Regions from separate parts of the Mus musculus genome. Here region 2 is linked to region 1. The links are chromatin loops, found by intact Hi-C in ENCODE. Cell type or tissue: left cerebral cortex. All regions are shown on one strand. Each heading gives the region's core, and the rest is flanking DNA. Links, peaks and the distances in the headings are about the cores only. Region 1 overlaps Arhgap32 (Rho GTPase activating protein 32). Region 2 has its middle 34 kb from the start of Barx2.

Evidence for each region. A loop is a pair of places that touch in the nucleus more often than their neighbours do. Peaks named below come from ENCODE experiments on the same cell type or tissue, not always from the same donor. Only the 100,000 strongest peaks of a DNase experiment are listed, where the experiment ranks them.
Region 2: it touches region 1 in a loop (3-fold over the local background); 5 of 42 quality-filtered maps call a loop at or near these places.

Annotation. Positions count from the first base shown.
Region 1 is chr9:32,252,571-32,262,959 of GRCm38, reverse strand. It overlaps Arhgap32 (Rho GTPase activating protein 32), which reads right to left. Exons shown (of 23, transcript NM_001370958.1): 20 at 8,822-8,893; 21 at 6,902-7,786; 22 at 5,262-6,247; 23 at 1-4,058. The coding sequence ends at 1,812. Among named protein-coding and RNA genes, the nearest start is that of Kcnj5, 87 kb to the left of the region's middle. In left cerebral cortex, for the core only: no CTCF peak of the experiment used is centred there; no DNase peak of the experiment used is centred there.
Region 2 is chr9:31,942,265-31,952,653 of GRCm38, reverse strand. It overlaps the pseudogene Tpi-rs4. Among named protein-coding and RNA genes, the nearest start is that of Barx2, 34 kb to the right of the region's middle. In left cerebral cortex, for the core only: no CTCF peak of the experiment used is centred there; no DNase peak of the experiment used is centred there.

The sequences.
Region 1 (10,389 bases), core at 764-8,763:
ATCTACACATCTGTATGCCACGTGGCGGCACCCATCAGGTTTCCGGACACTCTGATAGTCAGGTCTGCACTTTTAATGCAGATGCCCAAGTTCTCATAGACCTTTGCATGTATTGGTGTTTCCAGATATCTGCTTTGGACTTCATTGTTACTCTCTGGTCAATCTGGGAAATAAAGAAAACCTCGTAGACTATCTCCAAATATGAGCATGTTCTTAAAACTTTAATTCTAAATATATAACCTTAAAATGCAACTATATGATTTAATTACAAAGACTGCCATAAACCTAATCTTTCACAAATTCACAGCAGTCACAGCAGCAGGACTTTAGCCTCTTGAAAGATTTCTTCCTTTGCTCTAAATAAAAGATACTCTAATCCAAAAAAGCCAGAGCAGCAACCATCCAGTAAATGGAATGAAATCTCCTGTGTCTCCTACGGAGTATTTAAAAGATACAAATGTACAAAACTCAAGTATCATCATGATTTATGGAATGAAATGCCAATCTAACTCAATCTAAACACAGGACTGCCTGACCAGTCTCCACTGTCTAGGGTGAGATGGGCCGAGAAAACCAGAGGGAAGCTGGGCCAGAGGTGCCACATCCCAAACCCAGTAAGGAATGCAACTTTCAAAACAAAGTCCTGGGCATTCACATGTTTAACACGTCTAGAGAGTTAGAAAGAACTATTCTGAAATGCTGGTGTCGGTGACAAATGCAGCAAGCCTGTGACCGCACAATGAGGGGAGCCAAACCACGCGACCCCCAGAATGCCAGTGGATGAGACGGACTGTGTACTGAGGAACAACGAACAATGTACAGTTGCCTAACAGACAACTTCTAGGGATCCTACAAATTCCCAGGGGATCTGTACTCTAGGTCAGAAACATAATAGTGTGTACATTTCTATCCCTAGAAAACGGATTTCTGTAGTTAGACACGCTGTCCTTTCTTAAGGAGAACACTGTGGATGATTCTGTACTGGCACTAAAGTGTGCGGATCTTGTTGTGGGCCATGCAGGCTGGTAGCACACTGGAAGCACTACTGATGCTCTATGTTAGCAGAGTTCACTGACAATACATATGAACTTCATCTTTCAAAGAAAGCTCCTTAGGAGCTCCCACCCTGTCAAGAGAACAATTATTGACAGTGCGGAATATGGCTCACATTGGACCTGCTACTTACAGTGATGTGGCACTAAATGCTGAAAATCCTAATTCCTTTACCTTTTAATCCACTAGCAGTCTAAGTGACGTAGCTCAAGGATCAGGGAGTTTTTCTCCTCTCTAATTTAGAATACTAGACTCCTTTGTGGAGAGGGATAATGAAAGCAGAAAAGAGTGGAGAGTCCACCTGGGCAGGCTACACGGCCCTGGACAGGGGAGTGGGAACACAACAAGAAATGCGGAAGCCCACCAGGAAATAGAGGCAAACTGCTCTGAGCTAGGTTGCAAGTGCTAAGAAGGAAGGGCAAAGTTAAATTCAGTGGGTTAAAGGCAGTCCTTGGGGTCCTAGAGATCAGCCCTATAGAGCAAGTAGGGTCTACGGCCGGCGAGAACTTCTTTACTAGGCTTTCAGCACAGCACTTTACATCATCCAGCTCTCTGTAAGGACAAACAGCACAGCCTGTGATGGATAAGGCGGTAATGAGTGGGAGGGGAAGGTGGTGATTTGCTTTTATTATACTTCTTTCATGTGGCCAAGGGGTTTGTAGCTTTTTTTTCTTTCTTAAATCTTTTTGGTTATTGGAAAAAAAATAGAACAGTCCACTGTCCAGCAGAGGCTGCTTCAACTCTATTGCTCCCGGGGCTCATTCTGCATGGATCTGCGTGTCGGGATGTGGCAAGGACAACTCTGTGGGCAGGAAGGCCCCCTGACCCAATGCTGTGGCGTATGTCCTGCTCTGTGGATGGACAAAGCCAGAGGGCACATAGGCCCCCATGCCCGCCCCTCCAAAGCCTCCTCGCTGGTGCTGGGGCAGGGAGTGGTAATCCTCCAGGTTATCATACTGGGACACAACAGTCATGCTGCTCTGGCGCTTGCTGTGTGTCTGATACTGGTATAGCACGCTGGGGTCCCTCTCCAGGTTCTGGGTATGGTGAAGTTTTAGGCTGTGACTCCTCTCTGGTTTGGGGGGTGGGACCATAGACTGAGAGAAGTGTTCCTCCTCCTTGTAGCAGTCTCTGGAGTGTTTCTCAGGGCCAGGTGGCTGCCTGGCTCGAGGTCTGTCCAGATCTTTGGGAAGCCTCACTTCCTTGTGGTTCAGGGTTAGAGACCCCTGCCCTGATGTCATATATTTCCCAGAGTTATGGTAGTTGCTTGGCTCAGAAGTGTCTGGCATCCCTTTGGACCCATAATCTAACTGGCCAGCTCCCTGGGGATAAGGTGGTCCATTTTTTGATTCACATAATTGCCTATGGCTTGCTTCCTGATGCGCCCTGTGCTCTGGGAGGCTACAACCCATATCGTGAAGCTTTCTGTTCCTAAGGCTGCTTTGCTTCTGCGGGAGGGATGGCTTTTCTGCCTGTGTGCTGCCATACCCTCCATGATGGTGGGCTCTGTCAAATTCGGACTCTGGGTGCTTCCTGTAGAAACGCTCGTCCCCCTCAGGACTGACAGCCTTGGCTGGGTGCCGTCCCTCTTTCCCCTCTGCCACAGAGAGAAGTCCAGTTTTCCCAGGATCTGATTTGCTGCGCAGATGGATGACATAGATCCCTCCCAAGTCTTCTTGCACAGCTGGTGTCATGTTGTCATACTGCGACATGATAGGCCCTTTTACCTTCTGCCGTGCTCGGCTCTCTCGGCGGATGGACTGCATGCGGTATTTTTCCATGTCCTCAAGGTCCCATGAGGTGTAGGTGTGCTTTCCGTCAGCAGTGGGGGGCATAGTGACTACATTATGGTCATTACCAGAGAAATAGCCAGTTGCATTGGCCCGTGGGCGTGGAGGCAAACCAGCATAGTTGTACACGTTCTTTCCTTGTAGCCTTGGATTGTAGAAAGCAAAGTCCCGACTGGACAGGCGGTGGAGGGGCCGCAGCTGGACTGTGCCATAGGCATCGACATCACACAAGGCCCCCTCAGGACTGTAATAGGAGCTGGAGGAGCTGGAGTACGGACTATAGCGATAATGGACCCGTCCATTCTCAAAGTAAGGCTGAAGCTGAGTTACGTGATAGTCTGAGCGGGCCTGGGAGGACTGGTATGGCTTATACTGGTAGACTGGTCTTGGGCAGTAGGCTGGTTCATCATCTGGGGGAACTTCTGTCCGTGAAATGGGAACAGAGCGGATCATGGAAGGTGGGGGTGCATGGAGGGACTGTACCCTCCGGATGGTAGGGTAAGGTAGAATGTCTTCAGGGCAACAAGGATTCCTAACCGAGGAGCCCAGAGAAGAGACATACTCAACCCGACTACACGGCTTGGAGTGGTGTCCAGACATGTTTCTTCCCGGCGCCACATAGGTGTTATAACGAGGACCCATGGAGGCTGGTGGCTCTGACCGGGCACCATATACCTGATGTGGCTCCAACTTATTGTGGTGTGGAGGAACACTCTGGGGGCGAAACTGGCAGTTTGGAGTCATATTGAAATGCAAACAGTTTTCTGGACCAAAGGGCTCTGCGGTGACATCAGGCCTAGCAAAGGAGGAATAGGCTATCTTCTGAGAAGCATGCTTAGGCTGTGAGACGGGGAGTGGCACGGGCATCACATCATCCACTGAGGCTGACGAAGGGACAAAGGAGTGGTAATTTGAACTGCTGGTGGCATCTGCAGCGCTGGAGTGCAAGGCAGCAGCCATCTTGCTCTCCATTGTCCGTGTTGGGGGAACTGGGGCAGCAAAGCCACAGGAATGGCCAGGAAAAGACTCAGCACGTAAGTGGAGTGGTGGAGCCCTGCTGCTTTCCCGAACCTTCTCAGGCAGTCCAGGCTGAGGAGCAGAGGCGCCCATGGGACACTGGGCAGCAGCAGTGCCATCACTGAGGAAGATGGGTGCGGGGTCACCCATGGCCCGAGACTCAGGTGGCCTCTCGGGAGCTGGAGCCGTTCCCTGGACCTGTGGGAAGACAGCGATGTTAAGAGTCTGTTGTTTAACACCAACCCCTCAAAGCTAAATGCTAATACATTTATAAGGGGCAAACCCAGGCTATTTGGGTGACAGCTCAAACTTTGTCCAAGCTCTTCAGTTACACTGAACCTGACCCATAGCCCCCCAAAAAAGAGTATGTGTGTGTCTACACAGTACGCTATTACCTATGGAGACATGTGTAGTGTTTGCTAACTCCTGCTAGGGTTGAAATGTGAAGAGAGACTGCCTACAATGGTATCTTAATGTGCAGAACCAATGACAGGATTAGGCAAAAAAACCAGTGCTGGGCCTAAAAAAAATAAACATCCTACCTATTGGTCTCAGCACCAAGAAGATTTTATTTAATGAAAGCAGCTGATTTTATCAGCTGGCAGGAGTTTCAGAGTGACTCAGTTCCATGTAGCAAGCAGTTTTAAACTTCCAGATACAGGGAAGAGTTTCAAAGTGACTTGTCTGCAGTGGCAGCATGTGAGGGCTTACTGCCTCTGCGTTTTGTCCATCCTGTCAGTGGGCCCACAGATAAAATATGTTGTCCCTGAGAGGTAAGTTCTACAGCTAGTACCCTCCAGGAAGGGCCAGAATTTTAACTCCTTTTGGTTAAGGTTACCACAAAACCTGTAGGAATTAGGAAAACTCTTTGGCACTCTGTATCTAGCACTCCCACCCCCCCAACGCAGGCATTTGAACTATGCAACACAGCTGCTCACAGCAGGGAAATAACAAGAACTCCAGATATCATCACTCCTTAGACCTCTGAAAGCCCTGGAGATGAAGTACCTTCAATACAGACATCAAGGGTTGGGTAGTCACAAGGTGGTCACATGACTCACTCTCAGTCACCTGAACAGTGAGGCAGCTGGAAAAGACAATCACTACTGCAGCCCTGGGCTCCCTCTGCCTCATTCTGTCAGTGTGTCCCCGTGAAAGAGCTCAGTGCTTCAGGAAGGAAGGAGAAGCAGCAAGGATAGTTAAGCTGCAGTCACCAGGGGCTGCTCTGTCATTACACAAAGCCAATAGCCAGGCACAGGCAGAGACCGCCTGCTTCAAATGGCAGATTCCATGGAAATCTGCCACCTGACTGACACGCATCTGACTAAAAGATAATACATCCTACCGAATGGCATACCTTGGGAAAAGTATACTACTTCACTGACTTCCTCTCTAGCTTACCTTGTGGGAATTATTTAATCCTATACTTGGTGCTTCTTGTACCTGCCCCACAACTGGTGGCTGCTCTGCAGGCCTCTGGGAAGGAGGTGGAGGGAGGGGCCGATTAGTTCTGTGCGTGCGCTGAAGGGTGGCAGCCACAAAATCAGCAGCCGAGGGCTGCTCAGCCAGGACCCTGCTGGCCTCGCTGTTGCTCGGTTCCGCTCTTGCTGGAGTTGCCATCATGTAAGCCATGGTGGCTGTGCTGGAATTCTCTTCAGGGGACCCAGAGAGAGGGTGGTGGGCTTTGTCCCTAGGCAAAGTAGAAGGCATGGGAGATTTGTCTGTAAGTTCTGAGGAATGGTGGGGTTTATCCACACTGGTACCAAGGTAAGAGAGGGGCTGATCTCCACAGGAGAAATGGAGTGGAGACTGGTCCTGCTCCAAAAAGGAGACAGTGGACACGCTGCTCTTCCCAGCGTGGTCTTCAGGGAAACTTCCATGATCATCAGACTTCTCTGAGTCTGTTAAGGGAGCTGAAGTGCTTCTAGCCTTTTCTGGATCCCCAGATATATGGTTTCGATGTAGCGAATTCCCTATTAAGTCTACTTGGTGGAGTTGCTCCCCAGAGTCAGTTGTGTTGGACTGGGTGGGACCTCCCATAGCTGCTGCCTCAGGGAGAGGCTGGTTACAGTTTCCGAGTCCATTGATCTGCGGGTGGAACTGCTCTGCTGGCCGGTCCGTTTGGAAACAGGTTTTATCTAGAGTAAGGCTAGAGTAGGAACTAGGCAGCTTCTCTTCAGATGGAACGACTGCCGTGTCTCCATAACTAGTGCACCCAGCCTGGGAAGCCCCTGGTCTCTTCAGTGTCTGACTTGAGGCTTGCTGTGCAGACTCAGCTAACGCTAGTGCCAACATTCGGGCGACATTTTTCGGAGGCGGTGGTGGTGGGATAAGAGAGACTGAACTGACAGGAACGGGATCCTGAGGGGGGTCATGGGTAACTGCTCCTAGTGGGAAATTGGGAAAAAAAATTAGAATGAAAAGGTAGCTTATGTTACCCTATACGGAAAGCCAAACACTCCCCATGTGATCACTAAAAACATAAAAATATGCCTTCCATATTTCAAAATTGCAATCCATGATCTTCTATCCCACATGCAAATGCTGCTGAAACCACATCTGGTTGAAAGGGAAACTACCACAGTGTTAAAGGCTGCCAGTCCTCTTGAACTGCTACAGAGGGTGGAGGGAAGCAGGCCTCCACTGACTTAGAAAAGGTCACTTAGAGCACAAGCTTCCAGTGCTCAGACTGTGATGGTACTGCTACACTGGCTTGTCAACTTGTAAGGCTAGAATAGAATATGCATTAGAAGAGAAAACAGAATCAAGAGCTACACAGTTGTGCAAAAATTATCCATGAATCCTGACTGTCCAGAGACTTAAGGGGTCCTTTGTGAAGGCTCGCAGCAGGACCATGGGCCCTTTGGGGAGTTTTGTTTGCTTCATTTTAGTTTAGGGCTTTGAGCCCTCAGCACCATTCAGAAAAACATTCTTTGATTCTAGCCTAGCTGTGGAGAAGGCTCTCTTAAAAGGCACAGATGGCACACAGGACGGAAGACCCCTTTTAGCTTAGAGAAGGAACGGAGGAGAACAAACAGTACCTGTCTGACTCTGTCCAGACGGTACAGCCTTGCTCTGACTGCTCAGGACAGGCCGCTCCTCTGTCCCTGGCAACTCTACTTCTTCAGCTGCCCCCTGTTCCAGGGGCTGTGCTTCTGGTTCACAGGTCTCCTGTGCCTCTCTCTCACCTGCTTTCATCTTTCCTAGCTGCAGCTGGGTGGGGGATCTATTTATGACATCTCTTTCTTCCACACTTTTGTCCCAAGATGTAGGTGATGCATTCTGAGCTACAGTATTGGAGACCGTACCGATGACTTCTGATACCCGAGGTGGGAGAGTCACTGAAATAGGCTCAGATATGTTCATGGAAGGAGATTTGCTTAGCTTCCGCCCAATCTTCGGAGAGAAAGCATAAACAACCTTTTCTGTAAATGAAGATGGCTTAGAAGACTTGTCGTCAGTGGGGCTCAAGTCCAGGGTGAAAAACGGACTCAGTTTCTCCTGGACTGGAGATACAGGTTCGGAACTTGCGGTGCTTCCTGGAGTCTGTGACTGGCTACCACCTGCTTCTGCATCCTTCTTACTGGGACTCAGTTTATCCCTGGTATAACCTAATGAATCCAGAAAGGAAGCACCACTCTCCAGACACTCTGACTCAGCTTTTGGAGGACTACATTGAAATGACATGGGATCAAAGTCCAGACTGGCCACTCCGATGTCTGGTGGACTCAAGTCAACATCCTCAGCCGAATGAGGAGACACAAGAGCTGGAATGTGGAGCAGCCCCACTTCCTCTTCACTCTCGTTGTCGTGGGGCAGATTGTCATAGGAATTGCACCGGTTCCCCAGCACGTCGCCATTGAAAGAGGCAGAGAGCGCATCGCTGCTGGATCTGGGTCTTCTAGGTCGGAACAACTTGGAATCACCTGGTAAAAATGGACAGCAATGTCAGAGCATGGCTGTCACAGGACACAGCACCACCACTAGTCACCTATCTAGTACAGCAGGAATCATGCAACTTCAATCTCTCGTCCCATGAACTGTCTCTGGGTGTACAAACATCAGTTACATTTGTGGCAAAAGAACTTCTAAATAAAACACTAATTAAAAAGCACATGAACTACAGCTGATCCACAGCCTGGGTAAGAAAATGGCAAGAGACTCTTGGATTGTATGCCAAACTCAACATTGACAACTGCTATGACTTTGGGCAAATGTTCCTACTTTCTTTGTGTCTTATTTTATCACTGGTCTCATATTTGACTTGCAAGGTAGAAGTCATCACTGAAAGTAGCACCTTGGGTATCAAATAGTAACAAAAGGTTGTTTATTATGGGGAAATATCCTTATGGTACCCCAGACAAGAAGAAATGATACTTCTTCCTAATTAAAAAGTATTTACACACATTTAATAAAGCACTCTATTCACACACTTAAAATCCTTCCTTCTTTTCCAATGAAAACAGGCTTTTCACTTTCCAAGCAAATCCAAGTGGCACAGCTTAGCACAACACTTGCTTTCATAAAGTCTGATTCTGAATTTTAACTTAAGCTGTAACCACACCTCCCTCCAGTATCTGCCAGGTGATGTTGGTCCTTTGGAGGCAGACTCACTTTAAGGTGCCAGGTCCAACTACTAATGACCCTTGAAGACCACCCATCATTAACAAATGAGTCTCAAAGCTGCTCCAGTTACCAAATCTAAAGGAAACAGTGACACTCACTTTTAAGCACTGACAAATATAAATGTTTGCTTTGAAACATTTCAGCCATTTTACATAAACAGTATTTGTTGCCAAAATACCACACCATATTAAAATATCCATGAGTTTTAACTGAACCATACTTAATGCTAATAGTACTGGAAGTGATATTTCACAGCCTTCTTGCTAAGTATATATTCATAACATTGCTGCCTCTGTGTGTTTTATGTAATCCATCCGAGGACACTTTAGTCTTACCGTCAACTGCATGGAGAGAAGTAAGGGACTCTTCACTTTTAGCTGAGCGGAGGGTTCCTTCTGCCCTGCCACCTAAATAATAAAAACCAAGCAGTGTAAAGCCTGTGATTGATTGTTAAGGACTATACAGTTAAAGGGTCTGGACTTTCCCTAGCAACACTTGAATCTCCAAGTGTGATGAGCTGTCCATTTCGCAGTCATATTCAGCTTACTATCCCAGTATGGAATGTGCTGCATCATTCTGTTTCCAGTGTGGGGAAAAAAAATAAAACAAACAACTTTCCAAAGCCTACGAACTTGAGCCCAAAGGTGAACTAAAAGATTCTCTTCTTATAAGTTTCCAAAAGACCAACTTGGTAACCTTGGGTGATGTCTTTACAACTCTTATTTTTACTCGTATGCACATGTTCATGTGAGTATGCCCCACGTGTATGCCAGGGACCGAGGAGGCCAGAGAGGGTAAGGGATCCCTCGGAGGAGTCTCTGCTGCTAGGAAGCAAACTCAGTCCTTTAGAAGAGCTTTCAGCCGGGCGTGGTGGCGCACACCTTTAATCCCAGCACTCGGGAGGCAGAGGCAGGTGGATTTCCGAGTTCCAGGACAGCCAGGGCTACAGAAAGAAACCCTGTCTCAAAAAACAAACCCCCCCCAAAAAAAAAAAAGAAAGAAGAGAAGAGAAGAGAAGAGAAGAGAAGAGAAGAGAAGAGAAGAGAAGAGAAGAGAAGAGAAGAGAAGAGAAGAGGAAAGGAAAGGAAAGGAAAGAAAAGAAGAGCTTTCAGCCACTGAGCCACTCCTCCAGCCCCTCTGATGACATCTTACAGTGGCTCCTTTCTTCAAGGAGGGTGAAAATAAAAGACAAAGAGACATAGAGAAGAAGGCCCCATGAAAACATGGAGTTGTGCTACTTAAAGGCAAGAGATGTCATAGTTTGGAGGCTAATTATGGGATGGATCCCTGGATATGGCAGTCTCTAGATGGTCCATTTAGCCTCCAAACGATGACACCATTGCATACACTAGCAAGCCTTTGTTGCAAGGACCGTGATATAGCTGTCCCTTGTGAGACTAGGACGGGGCCTAGCAAACACAGAAGTGGATGCTCACAGTCAACTATTGGATGGATCACAGGGCCCCCAATGGAGGAGCTAGAGAAAGTATCCAAGGAGCTAAAGAGATCTGCAACCCTATCGGTGGAACAACATTATGAACTAACCAGTACCCCAGAGCTCTTGTCTCTAGCTGCATATGTATCAAAAGATGGCCTAGTCAGCCATCACTGGAAAGAGAAGCCCATTGGACACGCAAACTTTATATGCCCCAGTACAGGGGAATGCCAGGGCCAAAAAATGGGAATGGGTGGGTAGGGGAGTTGGGGGGGGAGTAGGGGGGGACTTTTGGGATAGCATTGGAAATGTAATTGAAGAAAATACGTAATAATAATTAAAAAAAAGGCAAGAGATGCTGGGAGCCGTAAGGGGATAGAAGAGACAGGAGGGTGTCTTCCCTAAGAACTTCAAGTGACCACAGGCGAGGTGACATCTGTCAAACTGTTTCCATACACATTTGTGCTT
Region 2 (10,389 bases), core at 848-8,847, 310 kb after region 1:
TGCATCTGTAGATTGATTTGGCAGGATAGTATCTTCACAATATTAATTCTACTGATCCTCCTGATCCATGAAAACACACACACACACACACACACACACACACACACACACACACACACACGTATGGTTTGAGGCTATTGTGGCTATTGTGAAAGGTACTGTTTTCCTAATTTCTCCCTGGGGGGAAAAGCTACTAATTTTCTTTTTTTTTCCTTTTTTGGAGACAAGGTTTCTTTGTGTAACGCTGGCTGTCCCGAAACTCACTCTGTAGAACAGGCTAGCCTTGCAACTCAGAGATCTGCCTGTCTCTGCCTCCTGAGTGCTGAGATTAAAAGTGTGTTCCACCACCACTCTGTAGTACCACCAGTTGCAAAAGCTACTGACTTTTAAGGGTTAACTACGTGTCTTTTTACTTTGCTGAGACTGTTTATCAGTCACAGAAGTTTCTAGGAGGTGTTTTTAGGTCCACTTTGTATAGTGGAGATTCATAAAGATATTTTGACTTTTTTCTCTTCTATTTGTATCCACGTGATTTCCTTTGGTTATCTTATTGCTCTGGCTAAAACTTCAAGTACTAAATTAGATAGATATGGAGGAAGTGAACATTTTGTTCCTGATTCTAGTGGAAATGCTTTGAGTTTCTTCTATTTAGGTTGATGTTGGCTATGATCTTATTGTAAATTGAGTGTTTATTAGAGTGTGCCCTTGTATCCCAAATCTCTCCAGGACTTTTATTATGAAGTCTGCTGGATTTTGTCAAAGGCCTTTTCTGAATCTAATGAGATAATCATGTGATTATTTTTCTCTCTGCTTATATGGTTATTCATGTTTATTCACACACACACACACACACACACACACACACACACACACACACACACATATATATATAACCATTCTTGCATCTTTGGGATAAAGTTAATTTGATGATGGCAGATAATCTTTTTGATGTGTTTTTTGGATTTTATTTTCAAGTATTTTATTGGGAATATTTATATCTATACTTATTATTATATATTGTATCTATGATTATATATAGAACAATAAGGGATATTGTTCTATAATTTCCTTTTAGGGAGAAGGTCTTAGCGTGATTTTGGTGTCAGGGTAATAGTGGTCTCATAAAAAGACTAGGAAATGGTTTTTTGTGGAATAATTTGAAGAATATTGATGTTAATTTGAAGGTCTAATAGAATTCTGCACTAACTACATCTGGCCCTGGGCTTTTTTTTTTTTTTCTTTTGGTTGAAAGAGTTTTAATTACTGTTTCTATTTCACTGATGGCTATAGGTCTGTTTAAATTTCTTATTTCAGTTTAATCCAACTTTAGTGGTTTTATATATATAAATATATATGTATACATGTGTATATATATATATATATATATATATATATATATATATATGAAATTCATTCATTTTTCAAAAATTTTTCTAATTTGGTAAAATACAGAATTTTAAAGTATGTTTTCCTGATCCTCTGAATTTCTCAGCATTGATTGTAATGTCCCTCTTTTCATTTCTGATATATTAAGTTAGATCATCTCTCTCTGTTTCTCATTTCAGAAAATGGGACTTAGTTTTCAGTTTGCTTCTGTAAGAATCCAGGGCATTGAAGCTACCTAGCAGCCTTTCAGAACTCCTTTAAAGAACCACGGGTGGTTGGAATAAGAAATGTCCCTGTCTTAGTTAGGCTTTTATTGCTGTGAAGAGACATCATGACCAAGGCAACTCTTATAAAGACAAACATTTAATTGGAGCTGGCTTACACTTTCAGAGGTTTAGTCCATTATCAACATGATGGAAAACACAGCAGCGTGCTGCAGAGTTCTGCATCTATCAGAAGGCCAGCAGGAAGAGACTGGCTTTTCTGGCAGCCAGGAGGAAGCTCTCTCTTTTGCACTGGGAGGAGCTTGAGCACTAGGAGCTCTCAAAGCCCACCTCCTCAGTGACGCACTTCCTTCAACAAGGCCACGCCTCCTCATAGTGCCACTCCCCATGGGCCAAGCATAGTCAAACTACCACAGTCCCCCATAGGTTCACAGGTTCAAATATTGAGTGCATGGAGCACTGCTTGGGGAGAATGTGGAACCTTTCGGGGGTACAACCTGACTGGGGGTGAGTTTTAGAGTTCATACACATTCCACGTTCCGTTCATTCTCTCTGTTCCTTTACATAGATGGAAATGTGCTTTCTCAGTGCCGGCTCTTACAGTCACATCTGATGTTAGCTCTTTGCTTCTGTGCTCCCCTACACAACGGACTCTTATCTTTCTCAACTACAAGCCAAAATATACCTTTTCTTTCATAAATAACTTTAGATTGTGCTATTTTATCACAGCAACTAAAGTACCTACAACAATAGCCTAGCTAAGTTGATTCATAAAACTAGCCATCAGCGGTTGTCTGAAGTCAATATGCTACCCCTGTACATCTATTTAAATCAATAAAATATAACAAACATTAAAAAGACATATGTTCCCTTAATATGATACATTTCTCCTTCACACAACCAAAATGCACTAGAGATCAAAATCTTCACAATGTGTTTACTCCTCTTAATATCCTTGAACACAGATACTGTCACCTTAAGTCATTTATTACTTATGCATCTTGCATTATATTGTCGGAGAAGGTACATGGGAACAAAATGAAAGTAGCCAGGTGCCGGGCGTGGTGGCGCACGCCTTTAATCCCAGCACTCGGGAGGCAGAGGCAGGCAGATTTCTGAGTTCGAGGCCAGCCTGGTCTACAGGGTGAGTTCCAGGACAGCCAGGGCTATACAGAGAAACCCTGTCTCGAACCCCCCCCCCCCCCAAAAAAAAAGAAAGTAGCCAGGAAAGGCGATTTTTCGCTTTGTAGTAGGTGCACAGCAACCTGAACTGGACAAGAAGACTAAGTGGGGCAGGAAGTTCACTTGGCTTTTTATCCTAATGCAGCGATTTTATTTGCTTTACATCCTGATTGCAGCCCTCTTCCCTCTTCTCCTTCCAGTCCCCGTCCCCCCCCCCCCCACCTTTTTAATGCCCAGGTGTTTATTTCCCTTACCTGTAGGATGGTTCACAAACACAATACACGGCTTCGGCACTGTGGGGGAGGGGACCATCCCAGGCCTCTTAGAGTAAGAGGGTCTCGGCCTTCATGTATACTGAATTCAGACCCAGAGGCTCTGAATTTCTGCATCAGACATCCAGTAGGGTTTGAGAGTGAAGCTAGAGAGCCAAGGCTATGTAAGTGACAGGCCAAAGTGACACGAAGCCCACTTCCTGTGCTCCAGCCATGAGTTTCCATCCCAAACCAATGGATGGCGATTTCACTTGTTAGGGCCCAAAGTACAGTCAGTTCTCCTCCTTCCCTTCTCAAGAAGTCACTTTGTGACATACTTGACTCCACCCATTGTAAGTGGTAAAGGAACTGGCCTGGTTTCAACCGTTATGGGGAGTGTAAATGGCTCAGGAGGGTACAGTGTGGGTTAAGCCACAAGACGGGACAGATGATGTCATCAGAAGCATGTGACTGGTGGGAGCAGTTACTAAACTTCTGGGCAACCTTGTCCGTGCTGTGCAGGCAGGGAGAGGGTTGGACAGTGCTCATTGTTTGGCATTGATGGTGTCCACAAAAAGGCTAGAGAGATGCGAGGAAGTCATCCACGTCAGGCTGGCTTGCTCCAGTCACAGACCCTCCATCAACGATCGGGGTGCACTGAGCCACCCCATCATCCCCAGAGCTTCTCATGTACTTCCCGGGCCTGTTGAGGGGTCGCAGTCCCAATGGCCCACACAGGATCATAGGCAGGACCACCTTGCTCCAGTTCTTCACGTTATCTGCGATGACCTTGGTTTGCTCGAAAGCAGCCTTCTCAGTGATGTCATCTTCCCTTTCGCCTAGCTTCTCCCGATGCAGGCGATCACCGCGAGTCCCTCTGCTAGGGCATGGTTCACTTTGTGCCCAATCAACTCATCTGATTCTCCAAAGACGTGTCTTCTTTTCCGAGTGCCCCAGCACGACCCAGGTGGCTCCTAACTCTGATAATGCCAGGGCTGATTTCCCCAGGGAAGGCCCCACTGTTCACATTGTAGCAGTTTTGTGTAGCCACAGAGCTTTTGGGATCCAACTTCTGACTGGCGAAGTCGATGTAAGTGGTTGGCCGTGCACAAACTACTTCGGTGTCTGCCAGCAGGTTGGCTGCGTCCGGGGTGCAAATGAGTTCTTCCAGGCACTGCTTCCTCCCGTTCATCTTCCAGTTGCCCCCAACGAAGAACTTCCTGGAAGGCGCCATTGTACTAATCTCAAGTCTCTGAAGGTCAGTACCTCCAGTCCCACCCTTACAAATCTCTCCCCCATTACCCTCTCCCTTCTCCTCAAAGAAGAGGCCCACTTTGGGTACCACTGCCCTGGGGCATCCAGACCCAGAAGGACTTAAGTACACCCTCTCCCACTGAGGCCCAACCAGGCAGTCCAGTTAGGGGAAAGGGATCCAACGGCAGGCAACAGAGTCAGAGACAGCCCCTCACTCTCCACTCCAGTTGTTAGTGGACCAACATGAAGACCAAGCTGCACATCTGCTCCAAATGTGTAGGGGGCCCAGATCCAGCCTCTGTGTACTCTTTGGTTGGTGGGTCAGTCTCTGTGAGCCCATGTGGGTTCAGGTTAGTTGATTCTGTAACAGTGTCAAGACAGTATGATTGATAAAATAAACTTTTTATCAAATGCTACTTGGACACCTGGTGTCCACAGGAAGGAGGACCCTCTCCTCATACCATGTGGGAACATTTAAGAGATTTTGTGTTTGGCAAAGCCTTGCTAAACTCCACACTAAAGGCATAATTCACAAAAGAAAACTAAAAGAATAAAAAGACCCCAACAAGATGTAGACATCTGTGCTTCAAAAAACTTTTAACAAGTGAAAAAACAGAACAAAACAAAACAAAAAACAAACAAACCCAAACAACACAACCCACAAAATGTGAGAAAACATTTATAAAAGGTGTCTAGTAAGAAACTGGGGTTGGGCTTAGAATTATGGATCGGTGGTTAAGCACGCACTTGCTGCTTTTCCAGAGAACCTGGGTTCCTCTCTAGCACCAATAAGTCAGTTCACAAGCACCTTAATTCCAGTCCCAGGGGACCCAACACCAGGGAATCCAACACCCTGTTCTGCCCTCTGGGTGGGCCCTGCATGCATGTGGCCCAGATACACTTGCACCTGCACGCACAAACTAGTAAAGTAAGTTTTAAAAAGAGAAGAAAAAGAAACTGTGGTTGGACATACTCTGTGAAGTGACACGGGATGACAGCTGACCTGTTGACTCATGAACCTGTCTTTGACAGCATAGCCTGGGCAAGCCGAGAACACGGGACTGAGGAACTGTGGTGACAGACGGTGGATTCTTCACACATGAACTGGTTTAATCCCAAACTTGGGGGAACTCCAGAAGTGGACGCCAAGAAACACAATGAAAGGCGAGTATTCAAGCTCTAAACGTGACCAACAGAGGGGCGTGGAACATCAGAACCCGACTTAGAAACCCAACACCCACTCTTATGTGGGTTCCAGGCTTAGCAAGCTCTTTTACCCAATTAGCCATCATACCTGCCCATTATATTTTTCAAAATCTGTATTACTTTATTTAAAAATTATATTCCTCTTCATGGTTTTGCATTGGTCTTTATGTTGTTCATTAAGGCTTATGCTTATTCTGTATGTTTCTTTATCCGTTCTATCACCTTCTCTCCCCACACAGCATCTGTGTACTTTTCCCTTATCTTCACCTAATTTTCTCTCTCTCTCTCTCTCTCTCTCTCTCTCTCTCTCTCTCTCTCTCTCTGTCTTTGCCATCCCTCCCCCTTTTTGCTCTTTAAATTTTTTGTGGCTTAAATTGCATTTTTTTGTTTTTCATTTTGTTTTGCTTTGTTTTTGTTGTTGTCGTTTTGGGACAGGAGTTTCTCCGTGTATCCCTGGCTGTCCTGGAACTCACTATGTAGACCAGGTTGGCCTCTCTATACCTCAGAGGTCTGCCTGCCTCTGCCTCTGGAGTGCTGGGATTAAAGGCAGGAGCCACCACTGCCTGGCTGGCTTTAATCATCTTTAAATTCGAGTGTCTTAACTCGATCCCAGTTTCCTATCTCCATCTACTTTTCCTCCTGGATTTTTTTTCTTCTCAGTTGGTCTAATAGTAACTCCTGACCTGGATGTGGGAGTGTATGTCTGTAATTCTAGCACTTAGGAGGCAGAGAAAAGGGGGAATCCTAAGTTCAAGATGAGGTATCAAATGTGTTTGAAGAGAGCCTGGGCTGAGATACTGGGGCAGGTGTGGAGGTGGGGGAGGGGAGGGTACTGGGGGACTGTGCTCAGTCTGCCTCCCTGCCTTTCCTAGTCTTGGACACTAATGTCCTCAGCACATGCAGTGCTGTCCTTGTCACTTTATTCAGAGTCACGACTGTGGCTGCATTTGCAGCTGACACTCGAATCTCAGAGAGGACCTGGGGTTCTCACATGCCGGAGGGTTTAACAGCAGAACACATTCTCCTTCCCTCAGGGTGACAGAACACCTCAACCTAGTTTCATCTGAGCTTCATAAGTACTTCAATTGGATCAGGGTATATTGTCTAAAAACATTATTTTGAACCAAAACAGCAAAACGAAAATACTGAACGAACACAGCTGAAATACATAAAACCCAGCTACTGAGGCTACACCAGATGAAAAAGTCCCCATGTAGAAATACAAGAAACACGAGAAAAACCAAGGCAGCTGATCCCTCTGAATAGTGCTAATTCCTTGATACGAGATTCTAAAGAGAATGATTAAATCCCAAAGAATTCAAGAGAATAATTCTAAGAATGTGTAATGGAATCAAAGGGGATTCAAAAAGTTCCTAAACAAATTAAAAGAGAATGCAAATAATGAGCTGCATGAAGTTAGGGAGTCAATACAGGATATAAAACATAAATTTAATAAAGAGAAAGAAATAAAGTGTCCATTAACTCAATAACAAATCAGTATAAGGTTCCACCAATAGACTAGATCAAAGGCAGAATATCCGTGGTGGAAGACAAGATGGGTAAATTATTACATTCCGACACTAGCAAGAATATTCGGATAGAGAATGAACAGAGCATATGTCTTAGTTAGGATTACCACTGCTGTGACGGGACACCATGACCAACACAACATGCCTAGGAAAGAGCTTTAGGCCTATGGTTCCTCATCACTGGTTGTCAGCCAAGGAAGTCAGGGCAGGAACTCAAACAACACAGGGCCCTGGAGGCGATGCAGAAGCCCTGGAGGATGCTGTTTACTGGCTTGCTCCCCGTGGTTTGCTCCCCCTACTTTCCTGTAGAAGAACCCAGGACCACCAGCCCAGGGATGACCCAATGGGCTGGGTCCTCCCCCATCAATCACTAATTAAGAAAATGCCCTCCAGGCTTGCCTAAAGATAAATCTTATAAAGGCATTTTCTTTATTGAGGTTCCCTCTTCCCAGATGATGTTACCTTGTGTCAAGCTGACATCGAACTAGCCATCTCAGCATATGAGCTTTACAGGACACCATTAAAGAAAAAAATTATGAATCATGGGGCTAGAAAATGAACTTTCGGATAAAGGCATTTTATACCATAATAGCAGCAGCAACAGCAGCAGCAGCAACAACAACAACAATAGCAAAAACAACAACAAAAACAAACCACCCTCTCAAATCTAGATACAGAAATGCCTTACCAACTCAGGGAGCATTTAGAACACTAAGCAGACAGGACACAGAAAGAGCCTTTCCTATATCATGTAGTAACCGTGCTAAGTATAAAGAACAAAAGAAAAATCCTGAGAGCTGTAAGAACGACTCATCCAGTTCTATATAAACGTAAACCTATCAGAATTCCAGCAGAATTCTCATCTAAAAGCTCAGAAAGAATGGGACAATTTAAGCCAAGTTCTGAGAGTCAATTACTGCCCACCCAGGTTACTATATCCTGAAGAATTATTTGTCATAGTTTATGGAGGAACAAAAATTGTCCAGAATAAACATAAGCTAGATAAACCAAAGAAATGCATGGCCACCAACACTGCAGAAGATACCTGAAGGGATTTTATGCCCTTCAGAGAAAGAGGAACACATCTATAAGGACAGAGGAAAGATAAAGCTGTTAAGATGGCAGTTAGTAAACGACGGTTAGGAAAACAGTGAACACTATGAAATATAAATATGGCCGAAATTAATAAATATTTTTCAGTAACAACTAAATGCTAGAGGTTTCAATTCCTCAACCATAAGACAGACTATCAGGTTGAACAAACAAACAAACAAACAAAAACAAGATCTAGCTATTCCTGTAAATCCAAGTACTTAAGAGGCAGGAGGATGCTGTCTTTATTACTTTTCTATTGCTGTGATAAAACACCATGACCAAGGCAACGTATAAAAGAACGTGTTTAATTAGTCTCACAGTCTCAGAGGCATAGAGTCCATGATGGCTCAGCAAAGGTATTGTGTCAAGAGCAGCTGAAAGCTCATATCTTGATCCCTAAGCAGCCCCTCATGCACACCTCTTCCAAGAAGTCCACTCCTAATCCTCCCCAAACTGTTCTTCCAACAGGGCTCTGACTATTCAAGCACATGAGCATATGGGGGCCACTCTCACTCAGACGACCATAGACACCTGAGTTTCAGACCAGCCTGTGTTATAGAGTAAGACTGTTTCTCAAAACAAAGCACAGTAAAACTGCAACAACAACAACAAGCACCACACAACATCATTTATTTGCTGTCTATGAGAAACACACCTCATTGTTAAAGACAAGCAAGCTTGGAGCATAAAGAAAGAAAAGGACATTCCAAACAAATAAACTAAAAGAGCATTCAGGCATCGCCATTATAATATCTGATAAAATATGACAAAATGACTTCAAACCAAAGGTGGTCAGAGGAGATATTTTTTAAAAAGGTAATTTCCTACTGATTAAAGGAAGAATTCATCAAGATGGTGTAACATTTCCAAACATAAACATTGAACATTGGCATACCCAATTTCATAAGACAAACACTATTGAATGTCAAGATACAAATTTACCCCAACACAATAATAGTGGGTAACTTCAATAACCCACTTGCATTCAGAGACGGGTCATCACAACGAGTAACAAAACAGAAAAATCTGTAACAGAGGAACACAGCAAACAACAAAACAGAGGTGAAAGCAAAACAAAAGGGCAGAGATGACATTATAGGTTAAGTGTGTATAATATACATTTACAGATAATTCCATTCAAATACTATGGAATATACATTATCCTAAGCAGTCATGTAGTGTACTTAAAAATAGATCTTAAAATAGGACACAAGGAAAACCTTAACAAATATAGAAAAGTGGAAATAATTTCTTGTATTCTATCTTGTCACAGTGGATTAAAACTGGAAGAGAAATGACAGAAACTACATAAATGTGAATATAACACTACTGAGTGATAAGTGGGTCGTTAATGATATCAAGAAGAAAATTGAAAAGGTTATAGGATTTAATGAAAATAAAAACATAATATACCCGAGACATAATGATAGCAGTACTAACAAAGACATTCATAGTTACAAAAGCTTACATTAAAAAGTAGAAGAGAGGGCTGGTGAGATGGCTCAGCGGGTAAGAGCAATGACTTCTTCCTGAGTTCAATTCCCAACAACCACATGGTGGCTCACAATCATCTGTAATGGGATCCTATGCACTCCTCTAGTTTGTGTTTGAAGGCAGCTGCAGTATACTCATATGAATAAAAGTAGAAGAGAGCCAGAGGTGATGGCTCATGTCTTTAGCCCCAGCACTCAAGGCCAGTCCAGTCTACTGAGAGAGTTCCAGGATAGCCAGGGCTACACAGAGAAACCCTGTCTCAAAAACAAAAAACGAAAAAAACCAAAGCAGAAAACCCAAAGACATTATCATCATCATCAACAACAACAACATCAACAACAACAAAAACAAAAATCAACCAAACAGACCAAACAGACAAACAGAAACCACAAACAAACCAAAGAAGGAAAGAAAACAGGCTGGAGAGATGACTCAGTGATTAAGAACACTGGCTGATCTTCCAAAGATGCTGAGTTTAATTCACAACCATCTATAAAGGGATCTGATGCCCTCTTCTGGCATGCAGGTGTACATGCAGACAGAGTACTCTCATACATTTAAAATAAAACTAGCAACAACGAATACACCCATTTAAAAAATAGTTGAGATCTCAAATAAATTATGAGTTTTAGAGGCTCAGCAAACCATAACCAAACACCAAATCATAACATTGAATGAAATAAGAAGACCAGGAAGAAATTAACACAATGGAGACAAACTAATACTACAAAGTATCAATGAAACAACTATTCTCATATTTGGAAAAAC